Linked DNA regions of Homo sapiens: region 2 is linked to region 1. Evidence: chromatin loops called from intact Hi-C (ENCODE). Cell type or tissue: left lung. All regions are shown on one strand. Links, peaks and the distances in the headings refer to the core of each region. The heading gives the core; the rest is flanking DNA. Region 1 overlaps LMO2 (LIM domain only 2). Region 2 has its middle 63 kb from the start of LMO2.

What was found. A loop is a pair of places that touch in the nucleus more often than their neighbours do. Peaks named below come from ENCODE experiments on the same cell type or tissue, not always from the same donor. Only the 100,000 strongest peaks of a DNase experiment are listed, where the experiment ranks them.
Region 2: a loop joins it to region 1, with 2.9 times the contacts of the local background. A loop is called at or near these places in 28 of 110 quality-filtered maps.

What each region holds. Positions count from the first base shown.
Region 1 is chr11:33,864,410-33,874,384 of GRCh38, forward strand. LMO2 (LIM domain only 2) reads right to left here. Exons shown (of 6, transcript NM_005574.4): 3 at 5,301-5,578; 4 at 4,937-5,177; 5 at 193-408. The coding sequence starts at 5,307. Among named protein-coding and RNA genes, the nearest start is that of LMO2, 23 kb to the right of the region's middle. RefSeq lists silencers at 4,754-4,833, 5,024-5,103, 5,124-5,543, 5,974-6,213. In left lung, for the core only: no CTCF peak of the experiment used is centred there; DNase peaks (open chromatin) are centred at 4,712, 5,372 and 6,112; H3K4me3 peaks cover 4,560 bases; H3K27ac peaks cover 6,567 bases; H3K27me3 peaks cover 3,031 bases.
Region 2 is chr11:33,950,532-33,960,506 of GRCh38, forward strand. No RefSeq gene overlaps it. Among named protein-coding and RNA genes, the nearest start is that of LMO2, 63 kb to the left of the region's middle. In left lung, for the core only: no CTCF peak of the experiment used is centred there; no DNase peak of the experiment used is centred there.

The DNA.
Region 1 (9,975 bases), core at 1,336-9,335:
GCTTCTCAAACAGGAAGAAATGCCCTCTGCTTCTCAGCACAGGAGCTGAGACTCAGCCTCTGCAGTCTGACCTCTTTCTATAGGTGGTGTCCGAGCCTGGAGCAGGGTAAGGGGCAACACACACCGACTGCAGATGTCCATGGACCACCCAGCCTCCCTTCCGAGGGCCCAGTGGAGTGCCGGGGAGGGTACCTGAGATAGTCTCTCCGGCAGAGCTTCCGGCCCAGTTTGTAGTAGAGGCGCCGCCCCACCTCACCCAGCCGGCAGCCACAGAGGTCGCAGCTCAGGCAGTCCTCGTGCCAGTACTGGTCGATGGCCTTCAGGAAGTAGCGGTCCCCAATGTTCTGCTGGCAGCCGCCGCATGTCAGCAGGGATGGGGGGATCTGCAGCACCTCATCCACTGGTTCCCTGGAGAGAAGGCCAAGCATCAGGGACAGCCTCACCAGAGTGAGACCAGCACCGAGGGTCCGAGATCGTTTTGGGCCAGACAGGGCATCTCACCTGACTGCCTTTCAGTGACCTAAGGGAGAAGGGACAGGACAACACATCCCTTGGCCAGACTGCAGAGTCCCAACCAACCTTGGGTTAAGACGGGAAAGAGCCAGACCTTACTCCCTAGATGTCTAAGAAGTAAACACAGGGCACCAAGAGGCATCAAAGGCAATTGCAGGTGGCACTGTGCCCCTGCCCATGCCCAGCACTACCTGGGCACCTCTGGTCTCCTTCTGCTTTTTCCCACTCTCCCCGCTGACTCTATCTTCACAGATCTCCCTCATTTTCCTCCTCCCATAACCTGGACACCCAAGGGCACTGCCTAACCTCAAAGGACGCACTCTGGACTAAAAGAGTCGCTCACTGCCAGGGCAGCAGATGACCCAGAGTGCTAAGAATCTGCAAATCCCCAGTGCCATCCTCCCTCCAGCCCTAACCAACTGCACAAAAGCAGAGGTGAGGAAGAAAGAAGAATGAGACCAAAAATTATTTTAGGTTGCTTTCTCTTTCCAAAATCAAAATTCCATCAGGACATAATAGGAATTCTCCTAATTTTACTTTTTTACAGAAATTCCATTTTCCATTCTTCCTACTGAAGGAATACTTGGAGGAAAATCCCATATCGTAAGGCCATTGTTACACGAAGGACATCAAATAGGCCTTTCTTTCCTTACCTGAACATTTTTATAAGAGTAAAATTGATTTGGATAAAGTTGATTTGAGGAAGAAAATGAAGTGGGGGCAATGATTATTTCAAAGAGAGTGGAAGGCAATTAAACAGACACTGACATCTCAATCCAGCAATTGTTAATAGGCTGTGACACGTGTTCTTTCGTTAATACGCCATGCATAGCATCTCCTGTTCACTTTGCTTCACTGGAATCTGAATACATTTTTACATTTAAAAATAAATAACTTTGCTAAAAGAAAATAAAGGAGTGGAAGGAATTATTCTAGTGTCCCCCACATGGGACACAGCAAACACTTAATACGTGTTGATTTATAATAATTAGCAAGTGTTCTCTGGAACCTTACTTAAACACAAATCTATTTCTTAAAAATCTATTATGTTTCAAAAAACAGACCTTCTTCCATCTGTAAAATTCCCAAAGGGAGTTTCCTCCTGGGTACCCTGCAGGTATAAATCCATGTCTCCTATTTCTAACTGGTACTAACTTACCAGGCGACCTTGTGTCCTAATTGGTCTGTGCCCATAAAGCCCAGCAGCCATTATACTTGGGGACAGGAGGCTAGGTGGCTCAATGTCTATAACACTCTGACAACTTCAGGTGATCCCGTCATGTGAAGTATGAAGTGTTCCTTATGAATATTTAGGAGTGCTAAAGCCATGCCCACACTTTCTAGACACAGTGTAACAGCACTTCATGAGACTATCATCTTTGGAACAAGAAAATGGGAAGCTCAAGTTAGTTTATCTGGGGAAAAAAAATGGCCAGGTACAGTGGCTCACGCTTGTAATCCCAGCACTTTGGGAGGCCAAGGCAGGAGGATCACTTGAGCCCAGGAGTTTGAGGCCAGCCTGGGCAACGTGGCAAAATCCTGTTTCTACAAAACATATAAAAAATTGCCCAGGCTTGGTGGCATGAGCCAGTAGTCCCAGCTACCCAGGAGGCTGAGGTGGGAGGATCATCTGAGCCCAGGAAGTTGAGGCTGCAGTGAGCACTGCACTCTAGACTAGACAACACAGTGAGACCCTAGCTCAAAAAAATTCAAAACTATAGTTTTTTGTTTGTTTGTTTTGAGACACAGTTTCACTCTTATTGCCCAGGCTGGAGTGCAATGGCACAATCTCGGCTCACTGCAACCTCCACCTCCTGGGTTCAAGTGATTCTCCCGCTTCAGCCTCCCGAATAGCTGGGATTACAGGTGTCCACCACCAGGCCCAGCTAATTTTTTTTATTTTAAGTAGAGACGAGGTTTCATTCACTGAAGCCTTGCTTTCTTTCCTTTGTTTCTACAGATTGTATATAAGGACTGCCATTTCCCCTTCTAATAACTAATACCCTAGCTTTTTCATGTGTATCAACTCAGAGTTGCATCTCTTCTCTTTCCACAGCCCATGGTCTTACTCTGGGCTTTCAAAACCACTCATGGAACCTGGACGCACATTGGATGTCCCGATGTTGATGCTGCCAAAGGACTGTGAAAGAAGAGAATTTGCCCTTAGCTGGTGCAAAACTGCCTGGAATTCAAATGAACTGCTCTTGTTACTCACAGGGGAGGCAGTGGGGGCCACCAGTAGCACAGCAAGGGAATCTGTGTTCATGAATTCTGGCTGGCTTTCTGTCCAAATGTTTCATTTGCATATAGCTAGGCAAGTCTCCATCTGTAATTTGGAGATGCTGATTGTAATGACCCAAGCTGGATTTGAGGAAGTACACAATGAAGCATCTAGTAGGATACTGGACAACAGGAGGAATGTAAAGTAAAAGAGTTACGGTGATGGCCTGAGATGAGATGGAGAAGTAAAGTATAAGATATTGGCTCTGTCTTTCTATACTTAATTAATGATAATATCACATTATACTTAGTGGACAATCCAAGACAATGACTGAATTAGATTGATTCACCCTCAAATTAATATTTTATATTCTCCCAGACCCTTATCTTGAATATTACACCTGAGTATCATTTAAGCCTGGATTTCTGGGACAATCATAACAATTTCTAAGGGCATGGGGAGAATGTGCTGCAGCAATTTCTCAACTGGCTTGTCCCTCTTTGATCAGAATCTGTCTTCGTTGGGCAAATAGTGAAGTGAAGGAAGGAGCTGGTGAGCCTCCAGCAGTAGATATCTGTTGTATTAGGAAGTTAGGATGTTTCAGTTTCTAACCTCAGTGAAAAAGCACAAACTTTGAAAGAAGCAAACTTCCTTCAGGGAAATGAAACCTTCAGATTAATCTTCTATTGAAAGGATTAGTGACTAAATTCTGCTGATCAAAAAGGCATGAGGCACCAATTCATCCAATTCACTCCCTTATTGTGTTACTATGATCTTGCCCAGTCTCTGAAACTCAGAGCTCAGTTTTAAGTTTATTTTAAAAAAGTGATCAAACCACCCTTTAAACCCATTGTTTGCATAAACATACTTTTAAAAAGGAATGTTATTTTTCTCCTGAGAATTTGTTGAAGGAAGTGGGGGTTTTTGTTATAACAAACCTAGCTCATTACAGAACTGGTGTCTTAACCTTCAAGACTGAATAGTGATGTTTATATTCTCATTGGATGGTGGTACTTCCTGTGTTTTATGAGAATATGTTGAGCTTTTATGCTGGTAACTGAGGGTAAAACCCAGGTAAATAAACACCATAGAAAGCCGAAATTGAAGGGTGTATGTGTGTGTGTGCGGTATTTCAAGCAGGAAAGCACAATTCTTTTAAAGCAGGAAAAGAAAAAACAAAACAAATGTCTCTTAAAAGCACAAATGGACAAGTCATTAACCAGCTCCTTTGGTCTTGTGTAACAAATCCCTTCAAAGGATTAGAGGGGGACTTCAAAGGAATAAAAATTCTCAAAACCAGACAGCTAATGACTCTTAAAAGGGCATTTGCGTTGACAGGAAAATGATATCTTAAACACCCCTTACTCCCCATGTTAACGCTGAAGAATGGGTGAGGGATAGAAAAACATTCCAAACCAGTACGCGGCTCAGAAAACAGATGCGGCCAATGCTCATTAGAGCTCTGGTTCCCTGACCCCAAACCCTTTTAAGACTCTGCTAAAAACTACGAGACTCTACTCCCCAGAATAATTCACCTATACACAAAATGGTGCATTAACTTTCGAGGTTCACATGTCCCCATCGGTGGACCCCGAGGAGGGGTACACCTACTCAGATTTACTCCGGATTTCGCTGCTCTAGAAATCCCTGGAGGCCCAGAGCCAGCTCCGAGGTGGACGGTCGGACCCCTCACCCGCCCGTTATCCGCAAGGCTGGCAGCGGCTCCACCTGCGGACCGGGAAGGCGGCCGTTGGGGACCCCGGAGGCCGCCACTTGGAATGTTCCCCTTTCCAAGACCAAATGGACAAAGAGAAAGGACCGAGAAGGAGAGGGAAGAAGGGAGCAGAGTCAAGCCCAGAACGCTCTCCGGACTGCACCTGCGCGCCTCCAGGCTCTCCTCGTGCCTGCTCCCGTGCAAACTTTCTGGCCCGTGGTGGCTTTGGGGAGCGTCCCAGTAGCCTGGAGTGGCCCGCAGAGGCGCCGGGCCGACCCCTGTCCCTGCCGCCCGCCGCCCAGTCCCTCTCCCAGAGCCCCCGGAATCACCCGGGAGGAAGGAGGAGCCCAGCGCTCGGCACAGGGGGCCAAGGGCACGCCGCGAGCGCGCACCTGGAGCCCCCTCGCGGGCCGCCCGGGTCCCCCCGACGCTCCGGGACGCGAGGCCGTGGACACCGGGGGTGGCAGGGGCAGGGGGGCCGCACTTACTCTGAAGGGTCCAGGCTCTTCCTTTCGATGGCCGAGGACATTGGGGAGGGAGGCGGGGTGCCGGGCGGCGGGGGCGCTCCCTTTGTGGCGCGGGGCTGGCCGGCTGCCGGGGCTCGGACCCCCTCGGGTGCTCGGGCGCCGCCGCCGCCGCCGCCGTCGCCGCCGCTCCTGCGCCTCCGCTTGCTCCGGCGCTCCGCCGGCGAGCTCGCCCCTCCGCGCTCAAGGACAGTCACCGCGCTCCCTTCAAACGCCAAAGAGAGAGAGCGAATCACCGGGCTGCGGGCGCGCCGCGGCCGAGGCGGGGGCCGGGGCGCGCAGCCTGGCTCCAGGCGGCTGCAGCTGCTGCTGCTGCTCAGGACTTAACCTTCCATCCCGGTCCCGCCGCCGCCACCGCCCGGTCCCTCTCGCGCGCTGTCGCCGGCTCCGCGCCGCCCGCGGGGATGGTGTGCGCCCGCCCGGCCGCCCGGAGCCCCTCGCACCTTCGGCCCGGGTCGCGGCGCGCTGCTCGCCGCCGAGGGCAGAGAGGGGGCGGCGGCCTAGGGGCGGGGAGGGGACCGTGCGTCTCTCTCCGGGCTTCCTCCTCTCTCGGGAAGGTCTATTTTCGCTCAGCTTCCCTCTGTCTCTGGTTTCATTTCCTTTTTCCTGATCACGATTCAAATACAATAGAAGGAAATCACATTTAAAGAGACAGCTGCCCGGTCCCCCCACCTCCCCTTTTTTCTTCCTTTTTTTTTTTTTTTTTTTAAACGGGGCTCCTGGGGATTAGCAATACAAACAGCAGCATCAGGACTGACTTGGCTTCTTAAAGGGGCCAGTGTCGGGGACGGGGAGAGCCGCTCAGCGAACACCTCTCCTTGGAAAGGAGGCTGGGCAACCACTAAATCATTCTTCAGGGCTTCCCCTCTTCCGCCTTTCCCTTTTGGTTTAACTAAGGCAGAAAGTAACCCACGAACAGCTCGAGCAAGCAAGAAAAGACAAGAATGTGAAATAAGCACCTACAGAAATGCAAGTGTTCCCAGTGGATTTTCCGCCCGTCCCAGGTTCGAGGTCCCAGGTCCACGGACGCCGTGCACTGGGATGCCCCGGACAGCGCGGCTCTGCGGGCTGCGGGCTACGGGCTGCGGGCCCCAGGCTGCGGGCTCCGGGCTGCGGGCTCCGGGCTGCGGCCGCGCTCTGCAGAGGCGATGGTGGTGCGCCAGCCGGGACTGCACGGGCTGGGGACGCCTAGAGCAGAGCCAGGGCAGCTAATCCCAGAGGGAGGGTGGCTGGGAGGGACCACGCGGGGCCGGGGCTCCTCTCAGTCGGCTGGTGGCGGAATCCCCTCCCTCTGCACCTTTCAGAAAGCGGACTCCTGCGGTTAAACTGCCCCCCATGTAAAGTGCCAGTAGTATCCCGACCAGAGAAAGTGCTTTTTCAATGGTCAAGAACAGGATCAGAGAGATTATTTTGCCCTGGGTCAGGCACAGAGAAAGAAGGCGGACTTGATTTGGGGGTTCAGGCTTCCCCCTCTCAGCCTCCTTCTAGAAAGAGGCAGGAACGCAGAGGGGAAGCGGGGGAGGCTAGTAGTTTGCCCTTCCGTGGAGAAAAACTTAGGCTCTCCTGGGCCTCAGAGTTCCTTGAAAATATCTGCGTTCAGAAGCTGAAAGGCCTATTTGTGCGTGATGCCAGTCATTAAGGCTTGTAAAGAGGGAACGTACTTTCAGGATCCATGGTTTTATATGATCAGTCTGGATCATAGGCATACATTTCTGTTCCCATTTTAAGGATAACCAGAGTTTACTACTGCCTGCATGCTCTTGTCATTTTCTGGTCCCTGTGTCCCAAGGCTTGGGTCCCTAATGGGTATAATCAAAAGCTGTGTGTGTGTGTGTGTGTGTGTGTGTGTGTGTGTGTGTGTCCCAAAGGAAGCCTTAAGAGCAAATTTTTGTCCTAGTGGAGACTTCAGTATACAAAAAGACTTTTTCGGCTGTGCTCGGTGGCTCATGCTTGTGATCCCAGCACTTTGGGAGACCCAGGCTAGCCTGAGCAACACAGTGAGACCCCGTTTCTACAAAAAATAAAAAATAAAAATAATTAGCTGGGCGTGGTGGTGCTTGCCTGAAATCCTAGCTACTCGGGAGGCGGAGGTGGGAGGATTGCTTGAGCCCAGGAGGTTGAGGCTGCAGTGAGCCATGATCGCACCATTGCCCCCCAGTCTGGGGAACAGAGTGAGACCCTGTCTCAAAAAAAAAAAAAAAAAAAAAAGTTGGGTTTTTTTTTTTCCGATAGACCCTTGTTTTTAATTTAAAAAAGAAAATACTTAGAATTTAGGCAAGCCTAAACTATGTGATAAATATGTAACCTACCACACTACTTTCATTTCTAACAGAAATGAAAATAAATATATAGGTTGTGATGAACAGTTTACCTACTTATAACCAGTCAATGTGGTGGTTAAACGCTGGAATTTTGGAACCCAACTGCCTGGGTTTGATTTAGACTCTTACTTATCAGTTAGCATGTCCTAGGAAAATTATTTAATCTGAGGAGGCAGTATGCGGTAGTAGCTCTGGAGTCAGACTACCTGGATTCTAACCCATCCTTGACCAGCTGTGTCAACCTGGGCTCACAGCAGGAATTTAAACTCCCAGTATCCTGGCCGGGCTCGGTGGCCCACACCTGTAATCCCAGCACTTTGAGAGGCCGAGGCGATCCCAGCACTTTGAGAGGCCGAGGCGGGTGGATCACTTGAGGTCAGGAGTTCATGACCAGCCTGCCCAACATGGTGAAACCCCATCTCTACTAAAAATACAAAAATTAGCCAGGTGTGGTGGCACATGCCTGTAACCCCAGCTACTCGGGAGGCTGAGGCAGGAGAATCACTTGAACCCAGGAGGCAGAGGTTGCAGTGAGCAGAGATCGCGCCATTGCACTCCAGCCTGGGTGACAGAGTGAGACTCCGTCTCAAAATAAATAAACAAACAAACAAATAAACTCCCAGTATCCTCATCTGTAAAATGGAGACGACAGAACCTATTGCCTAAGTTATTGTGGGGATTATATGAGTTAGTGCACAAAAGGGTGGCACATAGATTTGTAATGGCATGGGGGTAATAACAGATATGAAGTTGCTTGCATGAAAAGCAACTGGTATATAGTAAGCACTCATAAATGGCAGCTGCTATGTTATAGTAAAGGGCATCATTAAGATAATTTTAAAAGAGCTTGAAATTAAATTTAAAGGTGAAATGGGGGTTTAAAATAAGAATTGCCCACCCAAATTTGGAAACTATTTCCTGTTTTTTAAAAGCAGGAAACAGGATTCCTTCACCTCACCCCCTTCTTCTCCTAAATAAAACATGTAAGTGTTTTCCATTTTAACGTTCATTATCGTGGTGACTAAATGACCTGTTTGCATCTGCTTGGGTGTTATTTGTTTGTTTGTTTGTTTTTTGAGATGGAGTCTCGCTCTGATACCCAGGCTGGAGTGCAATGGTGCGATCTCAGCTCACTGCAACCTCTGCCTCCTGGGTTCAAGCGATTTTCCCTGCCTCAGCCTCCCGAGTAGCTGGGATTACAGGCGCTCGCCACCACGCCTAGCTAATTTTTTGTATTTTTAGTAGAGACGGGGTTTCACCATGTTGGCCAGGCTGGTCTGAAACTCCTGACCTCAGGCGGTCCATCTGCCTCAGCCTCCCACAGTGCTGGGATTGCAGGCATGAGCCACCGCGCCTGGCCACATCTGCTTGTTTTTATTTAATCTGATAAATTATTACTTTCCTTGTCACAGTTTTGCATGGGGCTCAAGTCAGTTTTTAAATTAAATATATCCTTGGGTTCCAAGAGGTAACCTCAGAACAGCCAAATTCAGGGCATAACGTTTCTTTTTAATAATATGCTTCTACTTTGACCTGAGTGTGTAAAGAAAAAGAGATTACTGCATATGACTTTGGGTCAGTTTCTTATCTTTCACAACTCTTTGGGGAGAACTTCCTTAGAGAAGGTGAATATTTGAAATGGTATCTTAAGATTTCAATTTCACACACAGTGGTTGTAAGAAATAACTGCCTACCGGTGGGATTTCATTCCTATTCAACGGGCAATTAAATTGCTCAAATTTAAGTTTAACATTTAGAATCAAGTCTCAAAATGTGTTTTTATTATGAATAATTTTAAAGCAATCATGACCTTATTGTATCCTCCCTTAACAACTAGTACATGCCTTATGCAGAAGAGAGACTCAGGAACTATGAGGTGATTGGGACATGTAAAACGGTTCTTTTAAAAGTTGAGAAAATCTCTATTTGATCCCTGCCAGTGGGACTGAAATTTCATTCCTTTTCCCTTTCCCCCAATTCCTTGCAAATCTTAAATATCCTAAAATCTAGAAAATGTTCAAGTTTTCCTTCCTGAATAAGAATGCTAGAAGAAGAATGAATCAATCTACACGATGGCTCTGACCCCAGATGGATCATTTTTTTCCCCTGTGGGCATTTTCTATCCTTTTTGCTTATTACATTTACAATTGTTTTCTAAGGGAACAGCAGTTTCAAGTGACTAAGGTTACATTCCTTTGCTAAAATGGACTTCTGATAGAAATGAAAATGCAAATATAATTGAGAAGATCCCAACATTATGATAATTTACCTCTCTTTTTTTTTCAACCATTAGAAGCCAAGTTGCAACATATGCTTTGTCACTTGTGACATTCATATACAAAAATATGACATTTTGTTTCTAAATGTGGCATTCAGGAACAAAAATAAAGACCTGTCTTAATAGGGTTTCGGCTCCCATGGAGAATTTTTTTAAACTATTCGGTTGTCACAGGCATCCTGTGCTCAGACTCATTTCAGAACATTTCAGGGCCAGCTGACAGATAAGTTTTCACAGATGTAAGGCCTATTAGTAACCTTAGTGATAAACAGATTCGGTTTTCTATATAGTAAAGAGCCCAAAATACATCTTTTAAAAAATCCATTTCAACCGAGCCTTAGGATGAGCATAGAAGCTCAGCTGTTTGCTAGCTGCGTGATCTGGGGGAATTTACTTCACTTCTC
Region 2 (9,975 bases), core at 624-8,623, 85 kb after region 1:
TTTTACAGAGCAGAAACTGAGGCTCAGAGAGGTTTAAGTAATTAAGCCAGATAAAATGTCAGCAGGTGGCAGGACTCAATCAGAAGCACCTAGTGAGGAGGCAGCTTCTTAGGAAAAGTTTCCTGCATATGGGTTAAAAAGAAATGAATAGAAAAATCTAGAAGAAATGGACAAATTCCTAGACATATACAACCTACCAAGATTTAAACCAGGAATAAATAAAAAGCCTGAACAGACCAGGCACAGAGGCTCATGCCTGTAATCCCAGCCCTTTGGGAGGCCAAGGTGGGCAGATTACTTGAGCTCAGGAGTTCAAGACCAGCCTGCCCAACATAGTGAAACCCCATCTCTACTAAAAATACAAAAATTAGCCAGGCATGGTGGTGTGAGCCTGTAATACCAGCTTCCTGGGAGGCTGAGGCGGGAGAATCACTTGAACCCGAGAGGTAGAGGTTGCAGTGAGCCAAGATTGACCACTGCAACCAGCCTGGATGACAGAGTGTGACTTCACCTCAAAAAAAAAAAAAAAAAAAAAAAGCCTGAACAGACCAATAACAAGTAACGAGATCAAAGCCATAAAAAAGCCTACAATAACTTCACTGCTGAATTCTACCATTTAAAGAAGAACTAATACCAGTTCTACCCAACTATTCTGAAAAATACAGGAGGAGGGACTACTTCCAAACTCATTCTACAAGGCCAGTATTACTCTGATACCAAAACAAAGACATGTCAAAAAAAGAAAATGACAGCCCAATATCTCTGATGAACATTCATGCAAAAATCCTCAACAAAATACTAGCAAACTAAATTCAGCAATACATTAGAAACATCATTCATCATGACCAAGTGGGATTTATCCCTGGGATGCAAGGATGGTTCATCATACACAAATCAATTAGTGATACATCATATCAACAGAATGATATGCTATATGATTTTTGGTGGAGTCTTTAGTCTGAAAGCCTAAAGACTCCACCAAAAATCAATTAGAACTGATAAACAAATTCAGTACAGTTGCAGGATACAAAACCAACATACAAAAATCAGTAACATTTCTGTCTGCCAACAATGAACAATCTGAAAAAGAAATTTTAAAAGTAACCCATTTACAATAGCCACATATAAAATTAAGTATCTAGGAATTCACCAAAGATGTGAAAGATCTCTATAATGAAAACTATAGGCCGGGCACGGTGGCTCACACCTATAATCCCAGAACTTTGGGAGGCCAAGGTGAGTGGATCACTTGAGGCCAGGAGTTTGAGACCAATCTGGGCAACATGGCGAAACTCTGTCTCTACTAAAAATACAAGAAATTAGCCAGGCATAGTGGTGCATGCCTGTAACCCAGCTACTCGGGAGGCTGAGGCAGGGGACTTGCTTGAACCCGGGAGGCGGAGGTTGCAGTGAGCCGAGATCGTGCCACTGCACTCCAGCCTGGGCGACAGAGTGAGACTGTCTCAAAAACAAACAAACAAAGAAGAATGAGATTTTGTCATTTGCAACAACATGGATGAAACTGGAGGTCATCAAGTTAAGTGAAATAACCCAGGTACAATAAAACAAACATCATATATTCTCACTTATTTGTGGGATCTAAAAATCAAAGCAATTGAACTCATGGACATAGAGGGCAGCAGGATGGTTACCAGAGCCTGAGAAGGATAGTAGGGGGGGTGGGGAGAGGTGGGGATGGTTAATGGGTACAAAAAAAAAATTATTTAGAAAGAATGAATAAGAACTACTATCTGATAGCACAGTAGGATGACTAGAGTCAATAATAACTTGATTATACATTTAAAAATAACTAATTAGGCCAGGCCCGGTGGCTCATGCCTGTAATCCCAGCACTTTGGGAGGCCGAGGTGGGTAGATCACCTGAGGTCAGGAGTTCGAGACCAGCCTGACCAATATGGTGAAACCCCGTCTACTAAAAATACAAAAAAATTAGCCGGGAATAGCGGCATGTGCCTGTAGTCCCAGCTACTCGGGAGGCTGAGACAGGAGAATTGCTTGAGCCCGGGAGGCAGAGCTTGCAGTGAGCAGAGATTGCACCACTACACTCCATCCTGGGTGACCTAGCGAGACTCCATCTCAAACAAACAAACAAACAAACACCTAATTAAACTGTTTGTATCACAAACGATAAATGCTTAAAGGGATGGATACCCCATTCTCCATGATGTGATTATTATGTACTGCATTCCTGAATCAAAACATCTCATGTGCCCCATAAATAAATACACCTACTATATACTCACAAAAACTAAAAATGTAAATTTTTTTTTAAATGGACAAGCAGCTATAACTCTATCCATCTCCTCCCTTGCTGTGGCCAGCAAACCGCACAGTCATACCTGCTTTCCTCCCTTTGGGTGTGTTGTTCCTTACCTGGAATCCCCTCACCCCCACCCCCTTTCCTTCCTCCTACTCAATCCCTTTCTCAACAGCTCCTGCCACAGGAGCGCTCTCCTCTTCCAACCACCCACCAGAATGCACGTCAGCGTGCTTAATTATGATTACATCAGTATGTCCTTGTATTTTATCTCACCACCATACCCTGCAGATGTCCATTCCCCCCAAATTTTGTCAGTACCCACCACCACACACTAATTCTCGTGATAGAGCTAAGCATGTAATGAGTGCTTAATGTAAAACAGAATTTTTTTAATTTTTATTTTTTATATATTTTTCGAGACAAGGTCTCACTCTGTCACTCAGGCTGGAGTGCAGTGGCGCGATCTCGGCTCACTGCAGCCTTGACCTCTGGGGCTCAGATGATCCTTCCGCCTCAGCCCCCTAAGAAGCTGGGATGTGAGCCACCATGCCTGGCTAATTTTTTGTAGAGACAGGGTTTTGCCATGTTGCCCAGGCTGGTCTCAAACTCCTGAGCTCAAGTGATCCACACGCCTCGGCCTCCAGGCATGAGCCACCACGCCCAGCCAAAACAAAATTCTTTCTATTGAATTAGACTTATCATTTCCTGAGTGCTTCCTGTCTGCCAGGCACAGAGTTATTGGTATTTTCCAAAAAGTATTTTAGTTAATTCTAATAGCAACCGTCTTTGAGAAAGTTACTATTATTATTTTATACATGAAGAAATGGAAGCTCAGAGATGTTAAAAAGAAGCAAATGATACATTTCAGCTGTTCTATACATATTTTTAAAAAGAAGCAAGTAGCTCCCTAAACCCATACTGTTAATCTCCATTGTATTAATACTTCCTTCTTATTGAAGACAGAAAGTTTTTTCCAGCCTTGATATATGAACCTCAGGTGTTAAAAGTAGGACTCTAAGAACAAATTAAAATGTTTTCTGGGCTGGCTGCAGTGGCTCACGCCTGTAATCCCAGCACTTTGGGAGGCTGGGCAGGTGGATCACCTGAGGTCAGGAGTTCGAGACCAGCCTGGCCAACATGATGGAACCCTGCCTCTACTAAAAATACAAAAATTAGCTGGGCATTGTGGTGCATGCCTATAGTCCCAGCTGCTTAGGAGGCTAAGGCAGGAGAATCTCTTGAACACGGGAGGTGGAGGTTGCAGTGAGCCGAAATTGTGCTGCTGAATTTCAGCCTGGGTGACAAAGCAAGACTCCACCTCAAAAAAGAAAAAAAAATGTTTTCTGCTGCAAACACATAGAGTATCGCTGCAAAACTTTCTGGGATTAACCATTAGTCCATTGGTCTACACGTCTATCCATTCATCCATTTATCCTAGCAACCACCTTCCCCTCTGATTTATGCCAAGTCTCTGAGGACAGTCCAAGTATGTCTACAGATAGTGGGTGGGGTGACAGGGGAAATGTGTGAAGGAGGTCTCGCTTGCTTCATACTGCCCTGCTCCTTCCCTGAATTAACCCCTTTGCCCATCTAGAAGAAACAGAGGAGTGGCAGGAAGGCTATAGAAACAGGTTCTTGACACCTCCTCTTGTTATTACCACTCCTTTTCAGCTGTGAGTCCAATCAGCCCGGAGCTTCTGATGAATTTGTCACCCTAAGGAGGCAAAGTATGCTTCCAAAACTCACATTCAGATGTGCAGATCTGTTGCTCCTCCAGATCCGTGGAGCCCAGCGAAGCAAAAATGGCCACCGCTGCAGTGTAGGAGAGAGGACAGCAAAGGACCGCATGGATGTCTTCTTTCTGCAGTACTTCTTGATCAGTTCCCTAATCTCCCGGCTCCCATTTCTTCCTTTATTTAATAGGCGAATAGAACAGGATTTTCTTTTCCCTTCACCTCCTTAATCTTCTCCAACACAAAGTCTATGGTATAGAAGAGAACTCTAGTAAGACAGAATAAAAACGTTGAAACTTTGTTAAGCTCATAACACATCAAAATGAGACAATGATCAGTAGGAGTGGGCAACAGTAGCAAGAGACAGGTCTGTTGGTCCTGTAGCTACTCCACTCTAGACTTAAAGCAGAGGCAGCAAACTGAAACGCCGAGACGGACCAGACAGGTAATAGAAATAAGCACAATCAGAGAGCCAGAGCTATACAATAGGGCCTTGATGAGCGAGATCACACACACCTGCTGAGAGGGATGGGTGCAACTCGGCTCCAGGATTGTGGTGCCACGTGGGAGCACAGGCTCAGTGCCGACAGATCTTTCTGGCTTTGTGAAAAAAAGCCAGAAATTCTGATGATTTTATGCAAAAAATTATTTATTTTTAAGCATTACCTACTAAGTCACATGATGTGTTAAAGGGAAATACTCACTCCCCTTCTTGAAGATTCCTCACGGGAAGAGACATCTCTAAGAGTAACACTCCTGGCCTCTCCCTACTCTTCACTCATTCCTCCCTTGATGGGAAGAGTACCTTATGACTGATGGGTTTGGAGGGAGAAACTGGGCATTCATAAGAGAGTGCCTTTTCCTCCCTTTTTCTTTGGGGCACAAGTTCTGCCCTGATGAAAGGCAGCCTCCCACAGTTCAGCATGGGTAAGAATGCCTAATTCTGGTATTCTGTGTTAGGGGCCCTATTTGCCTATAGCTATAAGCTGTATTCTCCAATATCCACTTTCTCACTAAGGTGAAACCCTGCCTCCATCAGCTGGCTCTTCCTCTTATTTATCAGTTGGTTCACAACTTAGGCAGAGAAAAGAACCTCTAATAACTGGGCATCCCTCAAGACTCCAAGAGTCAGCTCTTGTCTCAGGTATCAACTTGCTCCCTCTGAATATGAATCAAATCTTTGGATGCAGGATTAGGGCCTGCCATCATCCCACCATGGTAAAGCCAGGAGCCATGCTTAGAACCCTGAGGGTCTTCTGGTGATTCTCCAGGATGGAGCTCAGAGGGAGGGGGTAGAAAGGATTGAGGAGATAGTGGGAGGTAGGAGAAGAGGGAGGGGAGGCCGGGCATGGTGGCTTACACCTGTAATCCCAGCACTTTGGGAGGCCAAGGTGGGTAGATCTCTTGAGTCCAAGAGTTTAAGACCAGCCTGAGTGAAATGGTGAAACTGTGTCTCTACAAAAAATACAAAAATTAGCCCAGTGTGATGGCGGGCACCTGTAGTCCCAGCTACTCAGGAGGCTGAGCCAGGAGAATTACTTAAACCCGAGAGGCAGAGGTTACAGTGAGTTGAGATTGCACCACAGCACTCCAGCCTGGGCGACAGAGTGAGACTCTGTTTAAAAAAAAAAAAAAAAAAAAAAAAGAGGGAGGGAAGACCCAAAAAGAGACACCTGGATACCCATCAGAAGGGGACATTATATGTAGACTGAAAAGTGACTTAAAGGGAAAACAAAAGAAGGTCTTGCACCATCTTCTGAACATCAGGAGTGTTATTTTCTATTAAGTAATGGTCTGTACTTATGCACCCTTCCTGGGGGTGACATAAGAATAATAACATCTCCCATGCCCCTTTCACAAGGTTGAAATGGTCAAATACGTTATCTTTAGAGAATCTTATCATACGACCCTGTTATCTGTATCATCAATAACATAATTCAAGGTGCCAAGAAGAATCAAACTTACTTATCCTGACACTCATTTCCAAAACCCCAGAGCACTAAAATCAGATGTTATTTTCTTAAGGACGATTTAACCACCATTGGGAACAAGAGAAACTATTACCTGGGAAAAAATATTAAATAGCAAAGTAAACTATTTTGAGTCTCACTCATCAAACATTTATTGAGCATTTACTATGTGCCTGTCACTGCTCTGAGAAGTAGGGGTACAAAATTGAATAAGTCCTCTGAACAAAGAGAGTGTAGAGTGCTGGCAATTTCCGCCAATTCAATATGCTGTGTTTTTGTTTTGTTTTATTTTAACTGAAAATGTATTTTTAAAGAATGTTTGGGAATTCTAGCCCTATGATAAACTGTTTTGTTTCACTTCCTTTAGCCGTTATTTTATGACAGCACTGACCTTCTGACCAAAAGCAAAATTCTGGCCTTTCTAAATATCCCATATTGGCTGGGCTTACTGGGTTTTCAAAATAAATGGATTAGATTTCTCGACCTGTCAAAATATAGAACACGAGGGCTTCTTTAAATTTAGGGGCCTGCTCTGAGTGCAGATTCAGTGTTCACTCATCTGAGCAGGAGGGCTGAAGTCCAGCTTCTCAGCAACCTGTTATTTTTGATGGAAGCAGAGGTGACTAGAACAAAGAAATTTGCTCAGGCTGGTCAGACTAACTGAAACTTGATGTCACTGGGGGCAATCAAGGCATCAGATGCCTTGGACTCGCTCAGGAGCATATTTTAGAGGATCCTAACTCAGACATAAGCCTAAGCTCCTGAGAGTTCCTGCAATTACATCCCAGGGAGCGGTCCAGGGAGGAGGTGGGGCCCCTGGGAAGATGGTCTGAGGTACCCAGTGCACCACAACAAGTACGGTTAGCTGTAAAATGATGGACGGTGTTGTCAATAATGGAAGGATGGAAAGATGCTGAGAACAACCTGGATTTGCACCCCAGCTTCACTACTTTCTAGCTATGTGACCTTGAGGAAGACCTCAGTTTCCTCATCTGTGCAATGGGGCTGATAACAGTACCAACTTTACAGGACTGTAAAGATGGTCAAATGTAGCAACCACAAAGAATAATTCCTCCTGTAAACGGACACCCAAACCAGCTTCTCCTCATACAGCCTGGCTGCTTCATTGTCATACCTGGAGTCTCTCAGAGGTCAAGAGAGGTTCCTTGTACACTCATGCTTCACTTAACCACAGAGATATGTTCTAAGAAATGCATCATTAGGCGATTTTATCGTTGTTTAAACAGCATAGAATGTACTCATACAAACCTAGATGGCATAGCCTACTACACACCTAGGCTACATGCTGTAGCCCATTGCTCCTAGGCTGCACACCTGTAGAACATGTTACTGCACTGAATACTGTAGGCAACTGTAACACAATGGTAAGCATTTGTGTATCTAAACACATTTAAACATAGAAAAGGTACAGTAGAAATGTGGTATAAAAGATTAAAGGCTGAGCGCCATCTTGGCTCACTGCAACCTCTGCCTCCCAGGCTTAAGATATCCTTCTGGCCAGGCGTGGTGGCTCACGCCTGTAATCTCAGCACTTTAGGAGGCCAAGGTGGGTTTATCACCTGAGGTCAGGAGTTTGAGACCAGCCTGGCCAACACGGTGAAACCCTGTCTCCACTTAAAAAAAAAAAATACAAAAAATTAGCCGGGCATGGTGGCAGACACCTGTAATCCCAGTTACTCAGGATTACAGTTACTCGGCCCATGCAATAAGATTGAAACACTGTCTCAAAAAAAAAAAAAAAAAAAAGATTAAAAATGGTATACCTGTATAGGGCACTGACGATAAATGGAGCTTGCAGGACTGGAAGTTGCTCTGGGTAAGTTAGTGAGTGAATGTGAAGGCCTAGGACATCACTGTACACTACTGCAGCCTTTATAAACACTGTGCACTTAGGCTAAATTTATTAAAAATATTGTTCTCTAGGCCAGTCATGGTGGCTCATGCCTGTAATCCCAGCATTTTGGGAGACCAAGGCAGGAGGATCACTTGAGCTCAGGAATTTGAAAACAGCCTGGGCAACATAGTGAGATGTCATCTCTAAGAAATAAAATAAAAAAATAAAAAATAATAATACTTTTCTATCTTCAATAATAAATTAACCTTAGCTTACTATACCTCTTTTACTTTATAAACTTTTAGATTTTTAAAGCTTTTTGGCTCTTGTGTAATAACATTTAGCTTACAAAAATATTTGTATGGGTATAAAAAATATTTTCTTTATGTTCTTATTCTATAAGCTTTTTTCGATTTTTAAATTTTTTACTTTTTAAACTTTTTTGTTAAAAATGAAGACACAGAGCTGGGCATGGTGGCTCATGCCTGTAATCCCAGTAACTTGGGAGGCTGAGAGGGGAGGATCACTTGAGTCCAGGAGTTCAAGGCCAGCTTGAGCAACATAGCGAGGCCCAGGCTCCACAAAAATTTTTTAAAAGTTAGCTGGGCATGGTGGTGCTTGCCTGTAGACCCACCTACTTGGAAGGCTGAGGCTGGAAGATTGCTGGAGCCCAGGAGTTCAAGGCTGCAGGGAGCTCTGATGTTACCACTGTACTCCAGCCTGGGCAACAGAGCAAGACCTTGTCCTTAAAAAATGTATAATAAAAAGAATTAAAAATTAAAAAAAAACAAAGACACAAATACATGATTAGCCTAGGCTTACACAGGGTCAGGATCATCAAGACATCACTAGGTGATAGGAATTTTTCAGCTCCATTAGAACAGTATGGTACCACTGTCCATCATTGACCAAAGTGTCATTATTAGGTGCATAACTGTATATTAGAAAATGCCAAAACTGGGTCAAACAGAAATTGTGATGCTCTAACGGTTAAATTCTTTTTTTTTTTTTTTTTGAGATGGAGTCTTGCTCTGTTGCCCAGGCTGGAGTGCAGAGGGGCAATCTCGGTTCACTGCAACCTTTGCCTCTCAAGTTCAAGTGATGCTCATGCCTCAGCCTCCTGAGTAGCTGGGACCACAGGCATGTGCCACGATTCCTGGCTAATTTTTGCATTTTTAGTAGAGACCGGGTTTCACCATGTTGGCCAGGCTGGTGTTGAACTCCTGACCGCAAGTGATCTGCCCGTCTTGGCCTCCCAAAGTGCTGGGATTACAGGTGTGAACCACCATGCCCGACCTAATGGTTTAAGTCTATTGTTGTATTGTTGTGACTATATGCCAATGCTTATTCAGAGATAATTTATATAAAGTCAAATTTGAAATCTTTTGTGAATGTGAGGCCGCTGGGAAATGACTGACCCCCTCCACCCTCCCCGTGACCCTGCCCTGAGGCCCTGATCTCTCCTTGTATATGAGAAGGCTTTAGGAGTGTTTAAGGTTTGGCTCATCTTATCTTCTCCCCACTACCTTGTCGCTGTGTAACTTTTTAGGACCTGAGCTCAAAGCATGGGGAAAGTGAGAAGAAAATCCCAGAGTCCATTTACAGTATGTGTAGGAACAGCAAAGGCCTCACAAAGAGGGGAACTTCTCTGCAGGAAGTGCGTTTATTTCGCAATTTACAAAGGAAAAGGGAAACCTTTCTGGAGTGTGCTTTGCCCTCCAAGGCCACAGGATTTAAACCTCTCTGCCACACCATCATTGCTTTGAATGAATTATAGGGGCCAATTATCCAGTGAGCATGTGTTTCCTCTATTGGAACAGACTCCATGGTGCTTTCAGTACCTTTCTAGAAGGTCAGGGTGGGGGGATCTTGCCAAGGTCAGCCAGAAGCATCCTATATGACTGTATGAAGACCCAAAGTCTTCATAAAGAGAAGGGAGAGGGGTGGCAGGCAAGGACAAGAAAGGAAGTGAAGGAGAGAGGAATGGAACCACCTTTTTTTTTTTTTTGAGATTCCTCTGTTGCCCAGGCTGGAGTGTAGTGGCGCAATCTTGGTTCACTGCAACCTCCACCTCCCAGGTTCAAGCAATTCTCCTGCCTCAGCCTCCCGACCAGCTGGGATTACAGGCACCCGCCA